Regions from separate parts of the Homo sapiens genome. Here region 2 is linked to region 1. A link is a contact called in ENCODE POLR2A ChIA-PET data. All regions are on one chromosome and are shown on one strand. The core of a region is the stretch at or near the end of the contact, and the rest is flanking DNA. Distances in the headings are between cores, read along the strand shown. Region 1 holds the start of GAPDH-DT (GAPDH divergent transcript). Region 2 holds the start of MYL6B (myosin light chain 6B).

What was found. ChIA-PET counts read pairs that join two places held with the same protein, here RNA polymerase II (POLR2A).
Region 2: POLR2A ChIA-PET joins it to region 1 with 10 read pairs in A673. The contact joins the promoter of MYL6B here to the promoter of GAPDH-DT in region 1. POLR2A ChIA-PET finds 5 or more read pairs at or near these places in 2 of 52 experiments (A673 and activated CD8-positive, alpha-beta memory T cell).

Annotation. Positions count from the first base shown.
Region 1 is chr12:6,530,290-6,536,739 of GRCh38, forward strand. GAPDH-DT (GAPDH divergent transcript) reads right to left here and starts at 4,118. Exons shown (of 2, transcript XR_002957397.2): 1 at 3,175-4,118; 2 at 1,627-2,854. GAPDH (glyceraldehyde-3-phosphate dehydrogenase) reads left to right here and starts at 4,228. Exons shown (of 9, transcript NM_002046.7): 1 at 4,228-4,280; 2 at 4,521-4,572; 3 at 6,205-6,304; 4 at 6,395-6,450. The coding sequence starts at 4,544. NCAPD2 (non-SMC condensin I complex subunit D2) reads left to right here. Exons shown (of 32, transcript NM_014865.4): 30 at 402-528; 31 at 632-787; 32 at 1,038-1,666. The coding sequence ends at 1,123. RefSeq lists enhancers at 2,370-2,499, 2,460-3,233, 3,234-4,007, 4,008-4,781, 6,330-6,450 and silencers at 3,410-3,659, 4,380-4,519.
Region 2 is chr12:56,149,885-56,156,334 of GRCh38, forward strand. MYL6B (myosin light chain 6B) reads left to right here and starts at 2,703. Exons shown (of 8, transcript NM_002475.5): 1 at 2,703-2,747; 2 at 3,989-4,208; 3 at 4,929-4,956; 4 at 5,171-5,314; 5 at 5,535-5,708. The coding sequence starts at 4,035. LOC124902942 reads left to right here and starts at 1,943. Exons shown (of 3, transcript XM_047429954.1): 1 at 1,943-2,163; 2 at 2,522-2,747; 3 at 3,925-4,013. The coding sequence starts at 2,110. The coding sequence ends at 3,959. MYL6B-AS1 (MYL6B antisense RNA 1) reads right to left here. Exons shown (of 3, transcript NR_186043.1): 3 at 912-1,101. It overlaps LOC124902943 (a long non-coding RNA gene), which reads right to left and starts at 3,989. Exons shown (of 2, transcript XR_007063328.1): 1 at 3,245-3,989. RefSeq lists an enhancer at 1,777-1,856.

The DNA of each region.
Region 1 (6,450 bases), core at 2,868-5,367:
GCCTTCCCCACCTTCAACATCCTGCACCAGGGTGGCACATTTGTTACAGCTGAACCTACACTTACACATCATCTCCTAAAGTCATGGTTTACCTTGGAGTTCACTGCACGTAATGACATGTACCCACCATTGCAGTATCATACAGAAGAGTTTCACTGCCTTACAAATCCCCTGCACTCCACCTATTTATCCCTCTCTCCCCACAACCCCTGATCTTTTTACTGTTGCCATCACTTTGTCTTTTCCAGAATGTATCATTGGAATGATCCGGTATGGAGCCTTCTCACCTTGGCTTCTTAGTAATGTGCGTTTAAGGCCTCCATGTCTTCCATGGCCTTGTTTCTTTTTAATCAGAAGTAACTGTTTTCAGGCCTGCTCTGAATCTCCTTTTCTCCCTCCAGGCTATAATAGATGAATTTGAGCAGAAGCTTCGGGCCTGTCATACCAGAGGTTTGGATGGAATCAAGGAGCTTGAGATTGGCCAAGCAGGTAGCCAGAGAGCGCCATCAGCCAAGAAACCATCCACTGGTACGTAAGGCAGCCTGTGCGGGCGAGACCAGACTGGGCCCTCCCCTCCTGCAGTGATTTGTTTCTTCTTCTTTTTTAAATCACGTTTTCCTGCCTTTTCTAGGTTCTAGGTACCAGCCTCTGGCTTCTACAGCCTCAGACAATGACTTTGTCACACCAGAGCCCCGCCGTACTACCCGTCGGCATCCAAACACCCAGCAGCGAGCTTCCAAAAAGAAACCCAAAGTTGTCTTCTCAAGTGATGAGTCCAGTGAGGAAGGTATGATGCTCCCGCCTGTTCCCGGCCGAGAAGGCACACAGCTAGGGTGCAGAGGGCTGGTTTCCATAGGACCTGCTGCGGGGGCCTGAGTGTAGATGCTCTGCCCCACTGCCGCAGAAGGGCCTCTCCTGTACAGCTTGGATTTTATTTCTTCTGTGCGGTGTGGGATTGTCTCACTTGTTCTCTGATATCTATTTTTTCACCATCTTTGTGACTCAGCTTTTTCTTATTCCTTTAATTCTTTGCATAGATCTTTCAGCAGAGATGACAGAAGACGAGACACCCAAGAAAACAACTCCCATTCTCAGAGCATCGGCTCGCAGGCACAGATCCTAGGAAGTCTGTTCCTGTCCTCCCTGTGCAGGGTATCCTGTAGGGTGACCTGGAATTCGAATTCTGTTTCCCTTGTAAAATATTTGTCTGTCTCTTTTTTTTAAAAAAAAAAAAGGCCGGGCACTGTGGCTCACGCCTGTAATCCCAGCACTTTGCGATACCAAGGCGGGTGGATAACCTGAGGTAGGGAGTTCGAGACCAGCCTGACCAACATGGAGAAACCCCATCTCTACTAAAAATAAAAAATTAGCCGGGCGTATTGGCGTGCGCCTGTAATCCCAGCTACTCAAGAGGCTGAGGCAGGAGAATCGCCTGAACCCAGAGGCGGAGGTTGTAGTGAGCCGAAATCACACCATTGCACTCCAGCTTGGGCAACAATAGCGAACCTCCATCTCAAATTAAAAAAAAAATGCCTACACGCTCTTTAAAATGCAAGGCTTTCTCTTAAATTAGCCTAACTGAACTGCGTTGAGCTGCTTCAACTTTGGAATATATGTTTGCCAATCTCCTTGTTTTCTAATGAATAAATGTTTTTATATACTTTTAGACATTTTTTCCTAAGCTTGTCTTTGTTTCATCTTTCACATTAGCCCAGTTTCATGCAGCAGAGAGAGGGTTATCAGTGCAGAGAGAGATGAGTGAGCCCAGAGTCCTAGGGCCTGTCCCGGGATGGCAGATGAGCTTCCTGCCCCGTCACTGCCACCTTTCCCCTCTCAACCTCTGGACCCTGCACAGTGACCAGACAGCCTCTCTGGGGAGAATTATGCAGTGCCTAGGCTCCAGATCAGTGCTTCTGAACCGGGGGCAATTTTGTCTGCCAGAGGACATCTGACAACACCTGGGGCCTGTTTTGTTGTCATAGCCTATAGGGGAAGAATGCTACCAGCATTTGTGGGAAGAGGCCAGGGATGTGGCTCAACATCCTGCAGTGCACAGGATGGCCCCTCAACAAAGAATCACACGGCCCACAATGTCAATAGCGTCACAGTTGAGAAAACCTGCTCTAGACCAAGGGTTGCTTTCTGCCGTGTGCCTCACCCCACCCCCACTCGTGTTCCCTAATCCCATCTCCAAAGGTTGGCAGCAGACCGGCCCAGGCTCGTGGAAGTTCAGATCATGATCCCCTCCAGCTCTGCAGGAGACAAGACCTGTCTCCCAGCATTCCTCATTGTTCCCGGGTCTGCAGAGGGCGTGAGCTATGCTGCAGGCGGGCTGCCCCCTGAAGCCTGCGCACCCCTCTCCAGCTCCTCAAGTCTTCTCTGCTGAGTCACCTTCGAACCGGAGGCTGTGAGCTGGCTGTCGTGACCACACTGGTGCCTCTGCTGTCATGACAACAGCACACTACGTCAGTAGTGCTCCCTGGGCACTGAGCTCCCTCTTTGCGGGGAGAAGACAGTAATGAAAAATGACAAGCATGAGGCAGAGGGGAAGATCACGCTTGGGTGGTGCAGGAGCATGGAGGTGCTCTTAATGCTCTCAATGAGAAAGGGTTAACGGTCCTGGTTGCAGGAATAGCTGAGTCAGAGGTGGGGCTTCCTCCACTCCCCCACCCCACCCCTTTCACCATTAGGGACCTTCTTGCCTTGCTCTTGCTACTCTGCTCTGGGTGGTCATTGTGAAAAGCCCGCACCAACCATGCCAGTGGCAGCCAGACGAGGACACAGCCTGGCTCTGGGTCCCAGCAGGAAAGGCAATCCCAGAAAGGCAGGGTCAGGGACTGGAGTCCTGTGGGTGCTTTTTAAGCAAAGATTATCACCAGGCAGGCTAAACTTAGCAACCGGCTTTTAGCTAGAAGGGCAGGGGGCTGGTGTCAGGTTATGCTGGGCCAGCAAAGAGGCCCGGGATCCCCCTCCCATGCACCTGCTGATGGGCCAAGGCCACCCCACCCCACCCCCTTCCTTACAAGTGTTCAGCACCCTCCCATCCCACACTCACAAACCTGGCCCTCTGCCCTCCTACCAGAAGAATGGATCCCCTGTGGGAGGGGGCAGGGGACCTGTTCCCACCGTGTGCCCAAGACCTCTTTTCCCACTTTTTCCCTCTTCTTGACTCACCCTGCCCTCAATATCCCCCGGCGCAGCCAGTGAAAGGGAGTCCCTGGCTCCTGGCTCGCCTGCACGTCCCAGGGCGGGGAGGGACTTCCGCCCTCACGTCCCGCTCTTCGCCCCAGGCTGGATGGAATGAAAGGCACACTGTCTCTCTCCCTAGGCAGCACAGCCCACAGGTTTCCAGGAGTGCCTTTGTGGGAGGCCTCTGGGCCCCCACCAGCCATCCTGTCCTCCGCCTGGGGCCCCAGCCCGGAGAGAGCCGCTGGTGCACACAGGGCCGGGATTGTCTGCCCTAATTATCAGGTCCAGGCTACAGGGCTGCAGGACATCGTGACCTTCCGTGCAGAAACCTCCCCCTCCCCCTCAAGCCGCCTCCCGAGCCTCCTTCCTCTCCAGGCCCCCAGTGCCCAGTGCCCAGTGCCCAGCCCAGGCCTCGGTCCCAGAGATGCCAGGAGCCAGGAGATGGGGAGGGGGAAGTGGGGGCTGGGAAGGAACCACGGGCCCCCGCCCGAGGCCCATGGGCCCCTCCTAGGCCTTTGCCTGAGCAGTCCGGTGTCACTACCGCAGAGCCTCGAGGAGAAGTTCCCCAACTTTCCCGCCTCTCAGCCTTTGAAAGAAAGAAAGGGGAGGGGGCAGGCCGCGTGCAGCCGCGAGCGGTGCTGGGCTCCGGCTCCAATTCCCCATCTCAGTCGTTCCCAAAGTCCTCCTGTTTCATCCAAGCGTGTAAGGGTCCCCGTCCTTGACTCCCTAGTGTCCTGCTGCCCACAGTCCAGTCCTGGGAACCAGCACCGATCACCTCCCATCGGGCCAATCTCAGTCCCTTCCCCCCTACGTCGGGGCCCACACGCTCGGTGCGTGCCCAGTTGAACCAGGCGGCTGCGGAAAAAAAAAAGCGGGGAGAAAGTAGGGCCCGGCTACTAGCGGTTTTACGGGCGCACGTAGCTCAGGCCTCAAGACCTTGGGCTGGGACTGGCTGAGCCTGGCGGGAGGCGGGGTCCGAGTCACCGCCTGCCGCCGCGCCCCCGGTTTCTATAAATTGAGCCCGCAGCCTCCCGCTTCGCTCTCTGCTCCTCCTGTTCGACAGTCAGCCGCATCTTCTTTTGCGTCGCCAGGTGAAGACGGGCGGAGAGAAACCCGGGAGGCTAGGGACGGCCTGAAGGCGGCAGGGGCGGGCGCAGGCCGGATGTGTTCGCGCCGCTGCGGGGTGGGCCCGGGCGGCCTCCGCATTGCAGGGGCGGGCGGAGGACGTGATGCGGCGCGGGCTGGGCATGGAGGCCTGGTGGGGGAGGGGAGGGGAGGCGTGTGTGTCGGCCGGGGCCACTAGGCGCTCACTGTTCTCTCCCTCCGCGCAGCCGAGCCACATCGCTCAGACACCATGGGGAAGGTGAAGGTCGGAGTCAACGGGTGAGTTCGCGGGTGGCTGGGGGGCCCTGGGCTGCGACCGCCCCCGAACCGCGTCTACGAGCCTTGCGGGCTCCGGGTCTTTGCAGTCGTATGGGGGCAGGGTAGCTGTTCCCCGCAAGGAGAGCTCAAGGTCAGCGCTCGGACCTGGCGGAGCCCCGCACCCAGGCTGTGGCGCCCTGTGCAGCTCCGCCCTTGCGGCGCCATCTGCCCGGAGCCTCCTTCCCCTAGTCCCCAGAAACAGGAGGTCCCTACTCCCGCCCGAGATCCCGACCCGGACCCCTAGGTGGGGGACGCTTTCTTTCCTTTCGCGCTCTGCGGGGTCACGTGTCGCAGAGGAGCCCCTCCCCCACGGCCTCCGGCACCGCAGGCCCCGGGATGCTAGTGCGCAGCGGGTGCATCCCTGTCCGGATGCTGCGCCTGCGGTAGAGCGGCCGCCATGTTGCAACCGGGAAGGAAATGAATGGGCAGCCGTTAGGAAAGCCTGCCGGTGACTAACCCTGCGCTCCTGCCTCGATGGGTGGAGTCGCGTGTGGCGGGGAAGTCAGGTGGAGCGAGGCTAGCTGGCCCGATTTCTCCTCCGGGTGATGCTTTTCCTAGATTATTCTCTGGTAAATCAAAGAAGTGGGTTTATGGAGGTCCTCTTGTGTCCCCTCCCCGCAGAGGTGTGGTGGCTGTGGCATGGTGCCAAGCCGGGAGAAGCTGAGTCATGGGTAGTTGGAAAAGGACATTTCCACCGCAAAATGGCCCCTCTGGTGGTGGCCCCTTCCTGCAGCGCCGGCTCACCTCACGGCCCCGCCCTTCCCCTGCCAGCCTAGCGTTGACCCGACCCCAAAGGCCAGGCTGTAAATGTCACCGGGAGGATTGGGTGTCTGGGCGCCTCGGGGAACCTGCCCTTCTCCCCATTCCGTCTTCCGGAAACCAGATCTCCCACCGCACCCTGGTCTGAGGTTAAATATAGCTGCTGACCTTTCTGTAGCTGGGGGCCTGGGCTGGGGCTCTCTCCCATCCCTTCTCCCCACACACATGCACTTACCTGTGCTCCCACTCCTGATTTCTGGAAAAGAGCTAGGAAGGACAGGCAACTTGGCAAATCAAAGCCCTGGGACTAGGGGGTTAAAATACAGCTTCCCCTCTTCCCACCCGCCCCAGTCTCTGTCCCTTTTGTAGGAGGGACTTAGAGAAGGGGTGGGCTTGCCCTGTCCAGTTAATTTCTGACCTTTACTCCTGCCCTTTGAGTTTGATGATGCTGAGTGTACAAGCGTTTTCTCCCTAAAGGGTGCAGCTGAGCTAGGCAGCAGCAAGCATTCCTGGGGTGGCATAGTGGGGTGGTGAATACCATGTACAAAGCTTGTGCCCAGACTGTGGGTGGCAGTGCCCCACATGGCCGCTTCTCCTGGAAGGGCTTCGTATGACTGGGGGTGTTGGGCAGCCCTGGAGCCTTCAGTTGCAGCCATGCCTTAAGCCAGGCCAGCCTGGCAGGGAAGCTCAAGGGAGATAAAATTCAACCTCTTGGGCCCTCCTGGGGGTAAGGAGATGCTGCATTCGCCCTCTTAATGGGGAGGTGGCCTAGGGCTGCTCACATATTCTGGAGGAGCCTCCCCTCCTCATGCCTTCTTGCCTCTTGTCTCTTAGATTTGGTCGTATTGGGCGCCTGGTCACCAGGGCTGCTTTTAACTCTGGTAAAGTGGATATTGTTGCCATCAATGACCCCTTCATTGACCTCAACTACATGGTGAGTGCTACATGGTGAGCCCCAAAGCTGGTGTGGGAGGAGCCACCTGGCTGATGGGCAGCCCCTTCATACCCTCACGTATTCCCCCAGGTTTACATGTTCCAATATGATTCCACCCATGGCAAATTCCATGGCACCGTCAAGGC
Region 2 (6,450 bases), core at 1,453-3,952, about 50 Mb after region 1:
CCTTAGATCAAAACAATCTTGATCATAAAGCCTGGCTTACTGAGTATTCTTGCCTTTCCCTGCAGGGTAGACTTCAATTGTCCTAGAGGTTCCTTCCCTGTGGTAAGTCCTGGGGTCAGGACTTACTCCAGGGGATGATGTCCTGGGGATCCACCATCGTGTCTCACCACTACCCAAGACACAGACATGGCTTCTGTTCATAAATTCCTATTAAATATTTCTAAGAAACTGGATTTGTCAGCCTCCTTCCTCAACCTCTTAGCTTCCTTGGACTTTGGGGGTAAGTGTGCATAGACCTGTGCACTGCGGAACAGCTCCCCAATGGCTTTCCATATTCTTTCAATCTAATGGGCCACTCTGGACAGCTGAACATGTGGAGGTTCCTGGAGGACGGCATGCCTAGGGAAGGCAAGCAAGCTTCGGACTCACCTCCCTCCCTGCCCACAAAATGCAATCTCTAAGAATATACAGGCCAGTCAAGGTAGGTCATACCTATAATCCCAGCACTTTGGGAGGCACCTGAGATGGGAAGATCACTTGAGCTCAGTTTGAGACTGGGTAACACAGTGAGACCTCATTTCTAGAAAAAAACAAAACCAAAGAAAAATAAGAATATACAAATCACATGCTAAGCAGGGAGAGGAGAGAGGAGAGACAGGCATTTCTCACAGATAATTCACATATATAATCACCCTATGCCCAGTTAAGACCATGTTTCGTCCAGTTCCTGTTATTTATGATCAAGACAGGGATGGCACAGAAAATGAAGGATAGCCTTCCCATCTCTGCAAGGGTCTTAACGTTTTTTCCCTGTACTACTTCTCTATAGAAAATGCTAGAAAGTCAGATGATGCCATAACCACTCATACTTGGCAAAATGCCAAAAATGGGAAAAGGAAAGAAAAAAAATTACAAGAGCCATATTTTGAAATCAATGTCTGCAAAAGTAATGAAAGCCACACAAAGGCATCTATAATGTGGCCCTTTCCCAGTCTTATAACCACTTAAAAATGTATTCCTTCTTCCTCTCCGTCTCTTCACAACACCTATTGATCCTTACTTCATTGATGTAAAATGGGGAAAATATCAGCGACCTCATACCTTGGGAAGATTAAAGGAAAGTTATTTAACAAAAACTTATACAGCACTTATGCTGTGCCAGGCCTATTCTATTTTACACTTTTTTTTTTTTTTGAGTTGGAGTCTCACTCTGTCACCCAGGCTGGAGTGCAGTGGTGCGATCTCGGCTCACTGCAACCTGCCGGGTTCAAGTGATTCTCCGACCTCAGCCTCCCAAGTAACTGAGATTACAGGCGCCCGCCACCAGGCCCAGCTATTTTTTTTTTTTTTTTTTTTTTTTTTTTTTTTTGTATTTTTAGTAGTGACAGGGTTTCACCATGTTGGCCAGGCTGGTCTCGAACTCCTGACCTCAGGTGACCCACCTGCCTCGCCTCCCAAAGTGCTGGGAGGTGTGAGCCACCAAGCCCGGCCCTATTTTACCAATAATAACACTTCGAATCCTCCGAAGAGCCCTATGAGGTAGGTACCATTATCATTATTTTACAGATGAGGAACTGAGGCCCAGGAGAGATAACTAAACCTGCTGAGGGTCACTAACTAGGACCTGGTAGAACCAGGATTTAAATCTGAGTAGGCTGTCTGAACCCCATCCACTTGAGCACCCTCTGAGATAATTTAGCCCCTTCACCGGTACGAGATCTATGGCGGCCTCCAGAAATGGTTGCTAACTTACTATTATCGTTATTTCTGTCGTACAATTCATTTCTACCTTTCCAATAAACTTTCCCCAACCAGTGAACCTCACTTACTGCCCATAAAGTTCACCTGTGCCTCACCACCCTGCCATCGCCCGAGTTTTCTGCTCTGATCTAATCCTCACACGCCTGTGCAGCACCAGCTTCCAACACCAGGTGCACCGCCAGGGTATTTACTGATCCAGTGAGTGAAGGTGGGCCCGGCCGGGCTGGTTCCCATCCTCTGATCAACGCCTAGGGGAACCAGTGAACTCCAATGCTGACCATAAGAGTTTCAGAAAGTAGGGCTGGAAAGCCCAGCCCTCCGCTCAGAGACCTGTGAAGATCGAGGAGGATGGCGCATATGCTGCCGCAGGATGGAAACCTCGATCAGAGAAGGCTGGGGCAGGTGACTGGGCTTAATTGCAAATTTTAACATTTACTTCAGCAACCAGCTCATTAAAAACAAACTACTCTGAGGCCTCTTTTTTTTCTACCAAACCGCGAGAGGAAGCAAAAGAGAGTGCAGCGGTTCTCCCCGGGGCCGTTAAGTGCTTCCAGCTATCTGACCTCCACGCTGCCTGCTGCAGCCTCAATCTTTCCCCAGGTTCTGAGTTCTTTCAGCAGTAGGTCCAGGAAAACAGCCGCCCCGCCCCCTCCACCTCCCGAGACTAGGAGCCCGCCAGGGTTAAGTAGGAGGGATACCCTAGGGGCCCCGCAGGGTTTTTAGGGTTGGGGTGGATTGGAAATTGTTCATTGCCTTTCAGTTCCGGGACATAAAGCGCGCTGGAAGGACACTGAGTCACCAACCACCGCCATGGGCCGGAAGCCACCGCCCTCGCGTCAACTGCAATCTAGAGCGCGGCGCATCCCGTGAGCCCGCGGGGAACTACGACTCCCGGCATGCTCCGCGGCCACCGGAATTAACCCTTCAGGGCTGGGGGCCGCGCTATGCCCCGCCCCCTCCCCAGCCCCAGACACGGACCCCGCAGGGTGAGTTTTTGGGGGCTGAGGAGGGCCATTTTCTTTAAGATTTAGTGGGGGTGCGTGAGTGTGTGTGTGTGTGTGTGTGTCGTGTGTGTGTGATGTATTTTGTAAAAATGGGACAATTTGCAGTCATGAGATTCAGACGCTGTTTTGCGAATGGGAGACCCAGCATCAACCCCGGGGCCTAAGTGGAATCACTGCTATCTTCCTCAGAATGCTACCTAAATCCTTTCCTAATTTACCCCAGAACAAAAGTAGCCTGCAATCCCTCCCCACTCCCAAACGCCCCCCAACTTGGACTCTCTCCCAGCGCCCCTGGCAAGGTTTGTGACCTGGCCCCTGAGTCAGGATTTTTATTATACCCCTGGTTGTGGGGTGAATACTCATGGAGCCATAGGAGCGCCCACATCCTCTTGGATTAGGGAATTTAAGCCGTCTCCCAGAGCCTGCCCTTCTCCTCAGGTGCCACCAAAGGGTCCCCACAGGTTCAGCAAGCACCCTACCTTTTGTTTGTCTTGAATGACCGTGGGCTTGTGGAAGGTTTCTTCCATGGAAGAATGGGTAGCAGATGTTAAACCTGATCTTTGCCCCCACTCCTGCCCCTAAAACAACACTGGGCACAGGAGACAATGAGGGATGTCATACTCCTGTTTTTATGACTATTCTTCCTTTATACTGTGAATAGTTCCAGTTCTTGGCTGGGTGGGGGCTCAGGAACTACAAGTATTAGGGATCATTAGACTCTAAGGTTAACTACCCCTGCTCTTTACAAAGCCATGGTCAGAAGGGAGTGGAGGGGCTGGGCAGATGGGCTTCTTGTTTTTGTCATTGCTCCCAGACCACACTTTAACTTGTTCCAGTTCACACAAGCCTCCCTGGCTGCTACCCCTCACCCCACCCTTCAAGAAGACTAAAGCTGCTGGATCACCTGCTTTGCCTCACCACCCCCATCTCAGTGCCACTGGCAAGCATCCTATCCTCACCCTGGAGGTTAACTACCTCATTCTGGGCAGTCTCTGGCTTCCTCCCCTACCCCTAAAGGAAACATTGTTCTTTTCTGGTCAGCCTTTGGGGATAAGGGGACAGAGGGAAGAAGACCTTGGGGCAGGAGTCCTGAACCATAGGAGGCCAGGGGAGTGAGGGCAGGCGGTTATATCTCTCCTCTACCTCATCTTTGCCACAGCCAACTGGCTCCCTGCCCCTGCCCCCGCCCCTTGACATCCCAGACTCCCTGGCTATTTAAACAGAGATGGGTGCCCCCATCCGCACACTGTCCTTTGGCCACCGGACATCATGCCTCCCAAGAAGGATGTTCCCGTGAAGAAACCAGCAGGGCCCTCCATCTCCAAACCTGCTGCTAAGCCAGCAGCAGCAGGGGCTCCTCCAGCCAAGACCAAAGCTGAGCCAGCTGTCCCCCAGGCCCCTCAGAAAACCCAGGAGCCTCCAGTCGATCTCTCCAAAGTGGTGGTGAGTCTCTGGAAAGTGAAGATAGAATTGGAGGGGGTGGTTTGAGGGTGGGATACAGCCTAGGGGATTAGGGGGTATCTAGAAGGTAGGGAATCAGTGAGCCCTGGAATGAGATTGGGGCTTTCCCTTAGTCCCCCATTTGGAAGCATCCAGTCTTATGACTCTGCTGTTGTCTTTGCTGTTCTCTCCCTCTAACCTATAATCATGTGTGTACAGCACATACACACTCACTTACCCCCTGCTGGAGGCAGGGACTCTTAGATGGGGAACATCTGGGTTCTGAGAACAGTTTCAAGGTGAAGGGAAGAGAGCTGTTGCCTGCCCCTGGCTGGTGGTTCAATTCAAAAGGCCTGCAGCTCTGAACTCCAGGAGGGGAGGCTGAAGAGGACAGACTTGTTAGACAATCACAGCTGGGGGCCAGGGGTAAATTTAGCCTTTGTTCAGCCCCCAGTTATGTGTGGGATGCAGGGCTCAGGGCAATGGAGGGAGGGAAACAGGTGGCATGGGATTAACCCTGTTCCCAGGAAACCCTCCCCACTGTAATTCCTCTTCTTGGGATTCTCCCAAGGCCCAGAGCTGGGAATGGGACTGAGGTGGCTGGGCTTCCAGCCTGGTCCCTTTGGGCCCCTCCTCAGAAGTGGCTGCCAGTTGGTTGGGAGGAGTGCGGGAGAGGGATTGAATAAACTCTCATCTCTCCCCACCTGCTTTTTTCTTCCACAGATCGAGTTTAACAAGGACCAGCTGGAGGGTGAGGAGAAGCTCATCTAAGGCCACTGTCCCATCCCCAATCCCCTGGTCAGATTCTCTTTCTATTCCCCTAACCCCAGTCCTGACCTTGAAACCTCCCATACTAGTCCTCTTTTCCTCCCTTGTTCTGTTCACATAGTTTCTGAAATTCCCTTCTGTCTGGGGGTGATGGGAACCCTAGTCAGTGTCTACACTGACCCTTCCTTATACTTTAGAGTTCAAGGAGGCCTTCGAGCTGTTTGACCGAGTGGGGGATGGCAAGATCCTGTACAGCCAGTGTGGGGACGTGATGAGGGCCCTGGGCCAGAACCCCACCAACGCCGAGGTGCTCAAGGTCCTGGGGAACCCCAAGAGTGATGGTGAGGGGACCCTTGGGAACAATTTGGGTTTTTAGTTTTCAAAAGTTGGATGTTGGTAACAAAAAGAATGAGGTGGATCTCAGGACTTCAAAAACTGTCAAACACAGAAGCAGGAAAATATCCTAAATGCTGAATAGGATGAAAGCATTGTGGTAGGGTTGGGAGCTGGGTCCTATGTAATACTACAATGACCTCTCCTTTACCTCTCTCCAACCTCCAGAGCTGAAGTCGCGGCGTGTGGACTTTGAGACTTTCCTGCCCATGCTCCAGGCAGTGGCCAAGAACCGAGGCCAAGGCACATATGAGGACTACTTGGAGGGGTTTCGTGTGTTTGACAAGGAGGGGAACGGCAAAGTCATGGGAGCAGAGCTCAGACATGTTCTCACCACCCTTGGTGAGGCAGGCAAGGGGGACCAGAACTCCTTTAGAGTGGAGAGGGGGATGGGGTGGGCCAGAAAGACTGGACAGATAAGCAGAGCTAGCAGGAGGCTTACTGTCCTGCAGGTTGTCGGCAGGAGACTGAGAAGGTCAGAGCTATGGGGGTAGAATCTGAAGGACTCGCTCTTCCAGAGGCTAAAGTGCCATCCGGAGGGCAGAGGAAAAGGGATGAGGCGGGAAACCTGAATTTTCATTTTGGAAGAGACGTGTGGGTTGTGTGTTCTGGTACAAGTCTCGTAACCTCCTGGGATTGTTTCCTTGTGGGTCAATACTTTCAGCAGTACTAGGGTGAAATGGAAAGCAAGAGGCATCCATGACCAGGGGAGGATTCCCTTGAGGACTGAGGCTATGGGAGAAGAAGAGGTACCACTCTAAAGAGCGTGGCCTGGCCAGGTATGGTGGCTCACGCCTGTAATCCCAGCATTTTGGGAGACCAAGGCGGGCGGATCACCTTAGCTCGGGAGTTCGAGACCGGCCTGGCCAACATGGTAAAACCCCATCTCTATTAGTAATATAAAAACTAGGCGGGCATGGTGGCACGCACCTATAATCCCAGCTACCCAGGAGGCTGAGGCAGGAGAATCGCTGGAACCCGGGAGTCTGAGGTTGCAGTGAGCCGAGAGATCATGCCACTGTACTCCAGCCTGGGGGACAGAGCAAGGTTCTGTCTCAAAAAAAAAAAAAAAGGCCAGACACGG